3 separate regions of the Homo sapiens genome follow, and all the other regions are linked to region 3. A link is a contact called in ENCODE Hi-C or POLR2A ChIA-PET data. All regions are on one chromosome and are shown on one strand. The core of a region is the stretch at or near the end of the contact, and the rest is flanking DNA. Distances in the headings are between cores, read along the strand shown.

Region 1 (3,198 bases), core at 13-2,512, 250 kb before region 3:
CAAATTTCCCCAAATGACTGAGGTGTTTGGTATGAGCACATTGCATGCCCCAGGGAGCTTCAACGCCAGCAGCTTCCTGCCACGGTACAGGCAGGTTCTCTAAGCACGAGCTTTCAATTCAGGCTCCTGTCTATAGCGAGAACCAGAACACAATGCAGGGACCCACAGGGGTCATGTGGCTCCACCAGCCTCAGCCGTTCCCAAAAGCCCAGCTGCTGTTTCAGGGGCTTGCCTGGATAACTTATATCTGAGAGGTTTGCTGCACATCCTTTGAGTGATTTATGGTGAGATCTAAAATTTCTTTGTAAAAAGATACCCTTTTGCTTTGGGAGGGATCACAAGGAGCTCAGCCCTCCAGTGCCCAGGACCACCTGGGCAGATGCCACTGTTGGCACTGTATAATGTCGCCCCCCATGCAGACCTGATCTGAGCTCTGCGTGTCAGGGAATGCCACTTCAGCAGTGCCAGCCTGGGAGCTCCTCCAGCCGGCACCTACTGAGGCAGCAAATGACTTTGGGGAGGCCCTTTGGCTGGGTGCATAGGAGTCTGGGTCCCAGAGACCATAGCTCACATGTCTCAGGCTGCTTATGTACTTCCCCAGAAAGAGCCACTGTCCCAAGTGTGCTTCCTGCTGCTTTTGTGCAGTCCCATCTAGACGAGCCCCTTATGGAGACCCCTCCTCTTCTGCCTGGCACCCAATGCTCCCATCATTCAACACCTGCTACCAACACAGAAGCAGTCCATCCCCTTCTTAAATGCTACAGCCTCTGCCCCGGCGGCCACTAATCATTCTATTCGAGTTTCCCTCCAGAGCTCATCTCAGTAAATCCGGAAGAAGAAAACCTCCATCCCCAGTGAACAAGACCATGAAGGCTGCGTCAGTGTTCCCAGGTTTCAAGCCAAGCTGGAGAAAGATCACAACAGAGACCAGACCCGCATTCTCCGGCCCAATTCCACATGGCTGAGAGAGCCAGCTAACCAGACGCAAACACACGCGGCAGGATGGCACGCGACTGAGGCAAGGAATAAGCCTCAACTCATCAGTAAGTCCACGGGGTCTCCGCCCCCAGCATGTGGGAGAGGGAAACTAGCCCAAAGTCAGCGTCCTGATTGTGCTTTGGATTTGCCCAGGGCTGAGCACTCCCTGGTCCGAGGTACCCAACAAGCTGACCTGAGAATGGGCTGCATCCCCTTCCCTCCCTCCTTCCCTCCTTCCCTCCTCCTCTCCTTCCTCCTCCTCCTCCTCCTCCTCCTCCTCCTCCTCCTCCAGCTGACTCCTTCTGCTGCTGCCTCTGCCGCTGCTGCCTCTGCCGCTGCTGCGGTCTGCAGTCACTTGAAGGAGAAAGATTTCGCAGTACGGCATTCTTAAAGCTGCAGTGTCCAAATTCTCCTTCAAACCCCACTGTCACCGACATCAGCCAACTTACCGGGGTCCTTCGCAGAGGGTAGGTGGGCAAGGAGATGGGGATGGGGGGCTTGGAGAAGTCAGACAGGTGGGAACCAGACGCTCAGACTCTGGCAAGGGTAAAGAGGAGAAGCAGGCTGTACCGTGAGAGCCTCTGCAGTTAAACCAGGTTTCTGGGACTGCAGCGGGACTGCAATGGAGTAGTTTTTTTTTTTAATCGTAAAACCTCCACCAAAATCTTCTCCACAAACTTATACTCTTTGTAGCTTAATTAAAATACAAGGTGCAAACATAAAACCAACATGAGAAAGAAACCCAATCTTTAAAAAAAAAAAGAATTCAAACAGCAATTTAAAAAATTATTCCTAAAAATTTACTCCTGTGAGCAACTGACTCAGCTCTCCCCACAGTGCTGTGCCGGTAAGCCAACGGGGAAGGACCTGGATGGAGTTCTTAGCGCCCAGAGTTTCTGCAAAGTGCAGGCAGAGGACTCCGGCTTCTTAGGGGAGAAAGCTTTTTAAAACCCAAAGGAAAGGGGATCTTTCTGCTGGCTATCCAAGGAGCGTGTCAATGAGCTGATCTAGCATCCAGAAACCAACACACCCCTCCCTGAAAGTTACCTCTCTCCTCTGCTCAGCTGCTGCCGTCCTGCCTGGATGCTGGCAAGTTCAGACTGCTTCGGGAGAGGCAGGACCCGAAATAAGAAGTGTCAGCTGGGTCCCTGCACCCAAATGGTGCCGGGAGTCAATGCTGCAGGAGGCAGGGATGGTCTCCCCCACCATGCACCCGCCCCCCGCCGGTTGAATTTAAACCCCTGACACTGCAAGATGCTCACTCCTATAGAGACACCTCTCCGCGGAGCCTCCTCCCTCCCCCACGCTCTCACACAACTAGGTCCAAAGCTTTGCCCCACCTCCCAGATTTGTTCACCTGAAGATGCTTTTCTTGAAAAAACAAAACAAAACAAAAACAAAAACAGAAGATTGAGACTCTGCAGAGTCTTTAATCCTTAATTCTGGAGAAGGCGGGACTTGTTCAAAAGTTTGAGAATTGCAGCCTGATGCCCAGGAAGGAGCAGAGGTGATGAGCCGACAGTCTGCTTTGCACCAGACAAGTTGACACCGTTGCTTTATCAAGAAGGGCAGAGGTAGACCCGGGGTGAAGAGAAGAGGAAAATTCCTCTCCATCCACTGGCAAATTCTCAACCGTTTGGGAAATCTCTATTTTTGTTTTCCTTCAAGAAAACCCCATTTAAAAAATTGTCAGGCACATGAAATGTTCAAGATTGCCACTAAGTGTCAATTTTGTCCTGACACGTCTGTGATTCTTAAAATTCCCGTTCCTGCTTCTGTGAAAGTTAATAGTCTTTAAGATTGAGGTAGGGATTTAATTGAGAAAATTCCAGGAGAGAGAAGCACTTTAAATGCAGATATGGTTAAGATAGCGCATTCTAATATAACCCACAAGGGGTTAGGCAGAATAGATATACTGAGAGGTAGAAGGTGGTCAGGAATGTAGGTATTTCCAGGTTTTGAGTTTATCACAAACTCAGAGCCCAAGAAAGGAAAATAAAGGAGGAAGTGTGTGTGTGTGTGTGTGTGTGTGTGTTTGAGCGGGGAGACTAAAACTCCCCTTCTAAATAAACTGTTCAGAAAGACCAATTGCATCAATTCCATGTACATTTCATTACTGAAGTAAGACCAGGAGTGTGTGACTTGTTTCTAAACGGAGTGAGAGGGGAGGCTCTGCTGCCCGCATCCTGCTTGGGACACAGCCACACTGCTGCAGTGCAC
Region 2 (3,563 bases), core at 76-2,575, 140 kb before region 3:
GGGCACAGGCGCAGGTGGTCAGCCGTGACTCCCGGATTCCTGTGGCGCGGCACGGGCCTTCGTCAGGACCACGGCTGCTTCTCCAGGGGAGACCGCCCCGGAAGCGGCATTGGGTCTGGGTCTGGGGGCCGCAGCAGCTTCGAGCCCAGCTTGGGAGGTGGCTGGCTTTCCACCTCGGTTCTCCCTGCTCCTATGACCTGGCCGGACCTTGTGACCTCTCTGAGCCTCAGTTTCCATCTGTGAAATGCGGGTATAAGAGTGCCCCCGGGTAGAGGGAGCTGCCTGGTGCTCTCCTTCTGATCGCAGAGATCCCAGGCCCCGTAGCAGGGCCAGGCCTCACCTTGGATGCACCTTCCTGCTTCCAAGTGGAAACACACGGTGGAATTTAGAATCCTTAACCTGGCCTGTGAGGGTTTGCTTCCGGTGCTCTCGCGAAGGAAAGAGAGAACTCACAAATAATATATTATACTAGGCAGAGGGTGAGAAAGGTGCTTAGAGGCCAGCAAGGTTCTGGCCTTGGGGATCAGGGTTTACTCTCAGCAGGTGAATCTGGGAAGGCTTCCTGGAGGAGGTGATGCTGAAACTGGGCCTTGGGATGTGTAAGCACTGGAGAGGGAGGAGGAAGGGAAGAAGGGAATAAATGTCACTGGCGGAAGGTGGCATGTGTGTGCAAAACCACTGGGAGCTTTGATGATACCCGGTATATAGTAAGTGCTTGATAAAAGTCATCACCGAAATCAATCTGACTCCAGGATTTGGTTTAGGTATCTGGGAGAAGGGGTGTGGGGGCGTGTGGTAGAGATTTTCAGACCACCAGGTGAGAACAGACAGGTTTTTTGTCGTTTGTTTTTGAGACAGAGTCTTGCTTTGTCACCCAGGCTGGGGACAAAGCTCACTGCGGCTTCTGCCTCCCAGGCTCGGGGATCCTCACACCTCAGCCTCTTGAGTAGCTGGGACCTCAGGTATGCACTACCACGCCCAGATATATATATATTTTTGTATTTTGTATTTTTTGTAGAGTTGGGGTTTCACCCTATTGCCAGGCTGGTCTCAAACTCCTGAGCTGAAGCAGTCCACCCTCCTTGGCCTCCCAGAGTGTTGGGATTACAGGCGTGAGTCACCGTGCCTGGCCAGAAAAGACAGTTTCAGAGCCTTATGTAGGTGATTTCCGGTGGCGAGGGAACCAATTTTTTTTTTTTTTTTTTTGAGACCCTGCAGATTGGCGGGTCGCTTTGGTGGGAGTTTCTTGCTTCCTTGGCACACCATTCGCTCCGCGAGTTTGTTAAGGGCCCCTGTGTGCCAGGCTCGGCCCGAGCATCTGTGGAACCAGAGGAAGCTGGGTGGACAGTCGCAGGTTTGGTGACGTGCCAGGTGGGGAGAGGAAGCAGCTGCACTCATTCCCCTTTCCGGGCAGGTTGGGGAAACGCAGCGATTGTTCTGGGAAGCTGCAGCTTAGGGAGAGATGACGTTCCCTGTGGCCCAGTGAGGGTGGGGCCCTGGGGTCTGGGCTGACAGCAGGCAGTGGGGGAAGGTGGGTGTGGGCACCCGGAGGCCCATGATGCCCCCAGATCCTCCACCACGAATGCAGCCGGCAGCAGAACAGTGACGGGTCCTCCGCCCGCTTGGGTCTCTGCCCACCCACGCCTCCCTTGCTGGTTGTTCTCTCCGGCCTCTGCCTCCTTGCTTTCTTGGCTGACAGTGTAGGACCCTGCCTGAGGCACAGCATTTCCAGGCTGCCTTGCGGACAGACAGGGAATGGGGACAGCGTCCTCTCCTATCGCCCACGAAGCCCCCCTGCCATGTTCCTCTTTGTCCTCAAGACCACCCTCCTTCCTCCACTCCCAGGTTTCCAGCATCCAAGGAAGACCCTGAGTTTGGAATCTGGCTTCCAACCTGGATCCTGGACAAGTTACTCAGCCTCTTTGAGCCTTGGTTTCCACATCTGTAAGAATGGGTGTGAGACTTACCTTGCGGAATCGTGCAGGATTGACCAAAGCCAGACCGTGTGGCTGGTGCCTCGGAGGCAGCTGTTTCCACCATTCAGAGGGTTGTTCTTCTGTCCATTCAGCAATTCGGGCAGCTCACTCAGATCAGGGCCTCTGTCAGGCTCTGGATGTACAGCAGGACAGGGTCCCTGTCTCCAAGGACTCACTGCATATAGTGGGGGACAGTCACATGAGCTGGTGATTGTAACACAGGGTGACAAAAGAGGAGTCCAGCCTGCGGTGTCCTGCAGTGAGTCCTAAAGACGTGGTAGGGCCGGGCGCAGTGGCTCACACCTGTAATCCCAGTACTTTGGGAGGCTGAGGCGGGCACATCACCTGAGGTCATGCCTGGGCAACATGGCGAAACCTGTCTCTACTAAAAATACAAAAAAATTAGCCGGGCATGGTGGCGCACCCCTGTAATCCCAGCTGCTCCAGAGGCTGAGGTGGGAGAATTGCTTGAACCTGGGAGGAGGCAGAGGTTGCAGTGAGCCAAGATCACACCACTGCACTCTAGCCTGGGCAACAGAGTGAGACTCCATCTCAAAAAAAACAAAACAACAGTAACAACAACAAAAGAGGAGGTAGGACCTGGGAAGTGGGGGGACCAGGGGGGTGGCACAGGGAGGGCACCAAGGCAGGCAGCACTGTGGGCTGCGGGTCAGCATGTGGACATGTGTGCGCTGCCCTGGCCGTGGCATGTTGCTCACCAAGGCGGGGAACACACCCAGCCCCCACAGGTCAGGTGCTTTGCTTCTCCTCCCTCCTCCCTCCTCCTTCCTCCCTCCTCTTCCTCCTTCTCCTCCCTCTAGGATCTCAAAGTACAGGGGTGGGATGAGAGGCTCCGAGGCCCTGCTGTCCCCATGCCTTCCTTGTGGGACTCCTGGGCCACTGTGCTCCCCGCTGAAGTCGAGTGGAGGAGGTGGGGAGCGCTTGGGTCAGGCCCTCTGGCCTGCGCATGCTGTGTCTCACGGTGGCTGATGTTCCGTACCGGGCTGGTATTCCGTTCCGGCTGGTGCAGAGGATGCTGCGGGAGGCCAAGCCTGCTCGTCTGGCCCGGCCAGATCTGCAGTGCAGAGCAGCCCCCAAAGGTCCGCTGTAGTGAAGGGAGGGTACTACAGGGAAGTCGGCCTGGGGTGGCGGGGTGACTGGTTCCATGAGCCTTTGAGTGAGCCCTCACATCCACACCCGCTGTTTCTGTGGCCACTGGAGCTGCTGGCCCAGCCAGTCGCCACCTGGCTGCAGGTGGGAAGCAGCCTCCCCGCCTATCTAGCCCCAGACCTCCTGGGAGGACCATAGCCGGCCCCTGAGCTGGCCACCTGCAGGCCTGGTCCCTGGGGTCAGAGGCAGGACCCTCGACTTCTCAGGGGTGGAGGGGAGTCTGTGCTTCGAGCCCCCTGGGCCAGGTGACTCTTGCTGTGTGTGCAGCTAGACTCACCTGCTCAGGGCAGGCCGCCAGGGACCCCAGGTGTCCAGGCGTCTGCTTCTCACCGGCCCCACCCCCCACTATAGTTTCTCTTTGCCTTCCTCCTAAATTTGCATGGCAGAAACTTCCTTCTACAGATATTTGCGGAGCAC
Region 3 (3,193 bases), core at 584-3,083:
TAAAATGAGCAGCGCAGCTTACAGAGAGGGCTCCAGGAGGAAGGACTAGGATGAGGAATGAGTTATTCTGCCTTCAACTCCGTCTCCTCCCCACAGCCCTCCCCCACTCCCACCGCCAAATGAAATCTCTGTTGTAAAAATGTCAAAGGACAAAAACTTGCTTAAACCATGCCAAAGGGCATGGTGTGCACAGAGGCCAGTGCCATTCGGGGCAGTGGTGGCCAAAACATGGATCCCCAGAGGACAAAGGGGCCAAGCTGAGCCTTAGAGACCCTCAAGGATGCAAGCGCTGCTTTTGAGGTCCAGGGACCCAGGCTGTTCCAGGAGTGGCCCGGGAACTCCTGCAACCAAAACACCTAGATTATGAGGCCTCCCGGGCTGCCCTGCCCGACGTCCATAGCTTCCTGGAGCGCATGGGTGGGAGGGCACAGTAGGGCCAGCCCCCTGTCCCTGGTGGCATCATCTACAGGGAGAGGTGCAGTGAGACCGGTCACCTTCAGGAAATTTACAAAAGACGCAGGCGCAAGAGCCAACAAAGGAGACTGCCTATGCGTGTGGACGCCCACACCTCCAGGCAGACACTAGGAGAAGGGCAACCCTGATTTGCATCCGTGTGACTTTAACACACATGAGCGCACATGTGCACTCACACCACACACTCAAACATGTGCACACACGTTCATAGGCACGTATATTTTGTGACATAACCCCCTACCCCTTAGTCACCCGGTCAGGGAATCAAGCTCCCTACCTTTCTGCTGAGGCACAAGAATTGCTTGAACCCAGGAGGCGGAGGTTGCAGTGAGCTGAGATTGCGCCACTGTACTCCAGCCTGGTCAACAGAGCAAGACTCCGTCTCCAAAAAAAAAAAAAAAAAAAAAAAATTTTAATTGATTAACTTCCTCTGCTAATCTCTGCTGTTGTAGGATTACAGTTTTTAAAAATTTCTTTGCTGTTATTTTGATGGAGTTTAGAGGAAGGGTTAAGTATATGCATTCATTTGCCGTTTCAAACCAAAACCCCTAAACCTCTGGCCTTTTAAAATGGAATTCCGGGCTGGGCACAGTGGCTCATGCCTGTAATCCCAGCGCTTTGGGAGGGCGAGGCAGGTGGATCACTTGAGGTCAGGAGTTTGAGACCAGCCTGGCCAACATGGTGAAACCCCATCTCTGGCTTCACCACTCAACCCACAGGGTTCCTGGGCTGGGCTCCCTCAAAAAATGCTCTGAGCAGCTTTCACTCATGACCCCCATGCACAGCGAGAGCTAGGGCCATGGAAATTCCGTGCCTGGACCAACCTCGTCTCGTGCAGCGTGGAAGAGGCGCGTAGCCCAGTGCTTGGGTTGGGAACCTCGTCATCGTCTCCTTCACGGTGATGAACAGCTACTGAGAAAGAAAAAAATGTCTTCACGCAGTTTCTTGGAATAGTAGCTGCACCCGCGATTAATAGAGTCTGTTTCGGTAGAAGTTTTTTAGAGAAAGGAAAACTGTCACCAGCTCCATTTTGTCAGGTTCATTTCTGAGGAATCTCTTGACCACCGCGGCTTCCAAGTGGGATCGATGTTGGACTTGCAAAAGGGGAAAATTATTTTTGACTCATAAACTGGAATGGAAGCCAAGGAAGAAACTCGGTTTGTGGCCTGCTGTTGCTAAATACAAAAATTGATTATTTTATGGAAGAAGAGCCATGGCCAGGTCAGCTGTTTTTCCCTCATAAAATCATTCAGCGACCCGATAGGAAACTGCAACGCCTGTGAGTCGTTTGCAGAGTGGTGCAGCTGTGAGAATTCTCCCTGGAAGGGCTGCCCGACCCCTCTCCTGAGCCTCTGAAACTCGGAAGCGAGGCCAGGATGGTGATAAAGGAGGAGTGTGGCGCCCTCTGGCGAGAGTGGGGCTGAGTCCCTCCCAGGAGCCCAGCCTGGGTGTCCCCCTGCTGTAAAGACCCCACGGCGCACAGCCTAAGGCTCAGAGCTTTGCACGGAGTCTGCCCCTTTGGGCAACATGGAGCTGATGTGGTTGCATGTTGGAAGACCTCATTTAGATTCCAGCCAAATTAGGAGAGAGGTGCTTATCCCAGCTGGAGATGCACAGGCGGGCAAAGGGCTGAGAGCAACCCAAAGCTGGAAGGCCAACGGGGCTTAGGCCTCCTGGCCCCAGGTGCTGCCCCGGGAAAAGAGGCCGTAACGCCATCCTACCCAGCCATCGCTGCAGCAGCAGGACCTGTCTCCAGGTTAAGACTGAGCAGACATCAGGCAGCCTCCAGGTTGGCCCAAGCATCTCTCATCTGGAATAAAAGTACTTGTCAAACATCATTATCCAGAATGTCAGGGAAAATAAAAATGAGTTCTAAGGCTTGTGAAAGAGATGGTCTTGGGACAACCCAACACCAGGACTTTTCCTCTGGGTCTGGTGGAAATATTTTGAAAGGCCAAAGAAGAGGGTTCTGTCCTTCCCAGGACCCGACTCAAGGCCTAAAGAAAGTTGTAGGGAGTTCTGGACACGGCACTAATGCTTCAAGAAATCTCTCCAAGCTCGGACTTACTTGCCTGATAATTCCAGGTCTCAGACTGAGCTTCTCATCCAAGGCTGGGTGATTTGATTCCCATAAATCACATCTATCGCTCTGTAGCATTGATAAGGGGCACTCTAGGCGTGAACCTGGAGCCACTGGGAATCAAGAAGGAATTCCTGTCTGTGCCATATGTGTGGTTCAGCGTGGGGGGGGGGTCCTTCCGAACTTTCTGCAGTTTCCTGGAGGGATGAGACACGGCCTCCATTGGGGATTGGGCAAGAATGACCTCCCTGTGCCCTGGCGCTCACACCTGGAGGTTGCTGGCCCACCCAGCCCCTGCAGAGGGTTTGAAGGTCCATGAGTCAGGTCTTGGAAGGCCCAGGGGGGAGCCTGAGAAAGAAATTCAGAAGATTCCATCATGACGTCATCAATCCCCCTGAAGATCTACAGGTTGCATTTACTCCCTGGCTTCAACGCACCACATTTTAGAGAGGTTTTTTGTTTTTTGTTTTCTTGAAGTACAAGAACACCAGTGATGAAACTTGAAAGCATCCTGTACTCATGGTGGATCAGGAAAATAAGAGTTTTCTTAGACTCAGAGTCTTGGTGGGAGTGTTGGTGGGGAGGGTCTGCCCTCTGAACGGGGACATGGTGAGGGGGACTGCACTGAAGCTGTGTCCC

The links. Hi-C counts contacts between places; a loop is a spot of excess contacts on that map. ChIA-PET counts read pairs that join two places held with the same protein, here RNA polymerase II (POLR2A). Pooled maps may share reads with other maps.
Region 1: a pooled map shows a loop between it and region 3 (2.5-fold over the local background). The contact joins two enhancer-like sites. A Hi-C loop is called at or near these places in 4 of 50 pooled maps. POLR2A ChIA-PET finds 5 or more read pairs at or near these places in 2 of 52 experiments (AG04450 and activated T-cell).
Region 2: a pooled map shows a loop between it and region 3 (5-fold over the local background). The contact joins two enhancer-like sites. A Hi-C loop is called at or near these places in 3 of 50 pooled maps. POLR2A ChIA-PET finds 5 or more read pairs at or near these places in 11 of 52 experiments (AG04450, B cell, Caco-2 and 8 more).

What each region holds. Positions count from the first base shown.
Region 1 is chr1:9,200,554-9,203,751 of GRCh38, forward strand. No RefSeq gene overlaps it. Among named protein-coding and RNA genes, the nearest start is that of MIR34AHG, 20 kb to the left of the region's middle. Within about 2 kb of position 1,263, at least 6 of the 41 ENCODE cell types and tissues checked have a DNase peak (open chromatin) inside an H3K27ac peak, as active enhancers do.
Region 2 is chr1:9,316,651-9,320,213 of GRCh38, forward strand. All of the region lies in intron 1 of SPSB1 (splA/ryanodine receptor domain and SOCS box containing 1), which reads left to right. Among named protein-coding and RNA genes, the nearest start is that of SPSB1, 26 kb to the left of the region's middle. RefSeq lists a silencer at 158-331 and enhancers at 936-2,135, 949-1,493, 1,494-2,038. Within about 2 kb of position 1,326, at least 11 of the 41 ENCODE cell types and tissues checked have a DNase peak (open chromatin) inside an H3K27ac peak, as active enhancers do.
Region 3 is chr1:9,454,083-9,457,275 of GRCh38, forward strand. No RefSeq gene overlaps it. Among named protein-coding and RNA genes, the nearest start is that of LINC02606, 27 kb to the left of the region's middle. Within about 2 kb of position 1,834, at least 3 of the 41 ENCODE cell types and tissues checked have a DNase peak (open chromatin) inside an H3K27ac peak, as active enhancers do.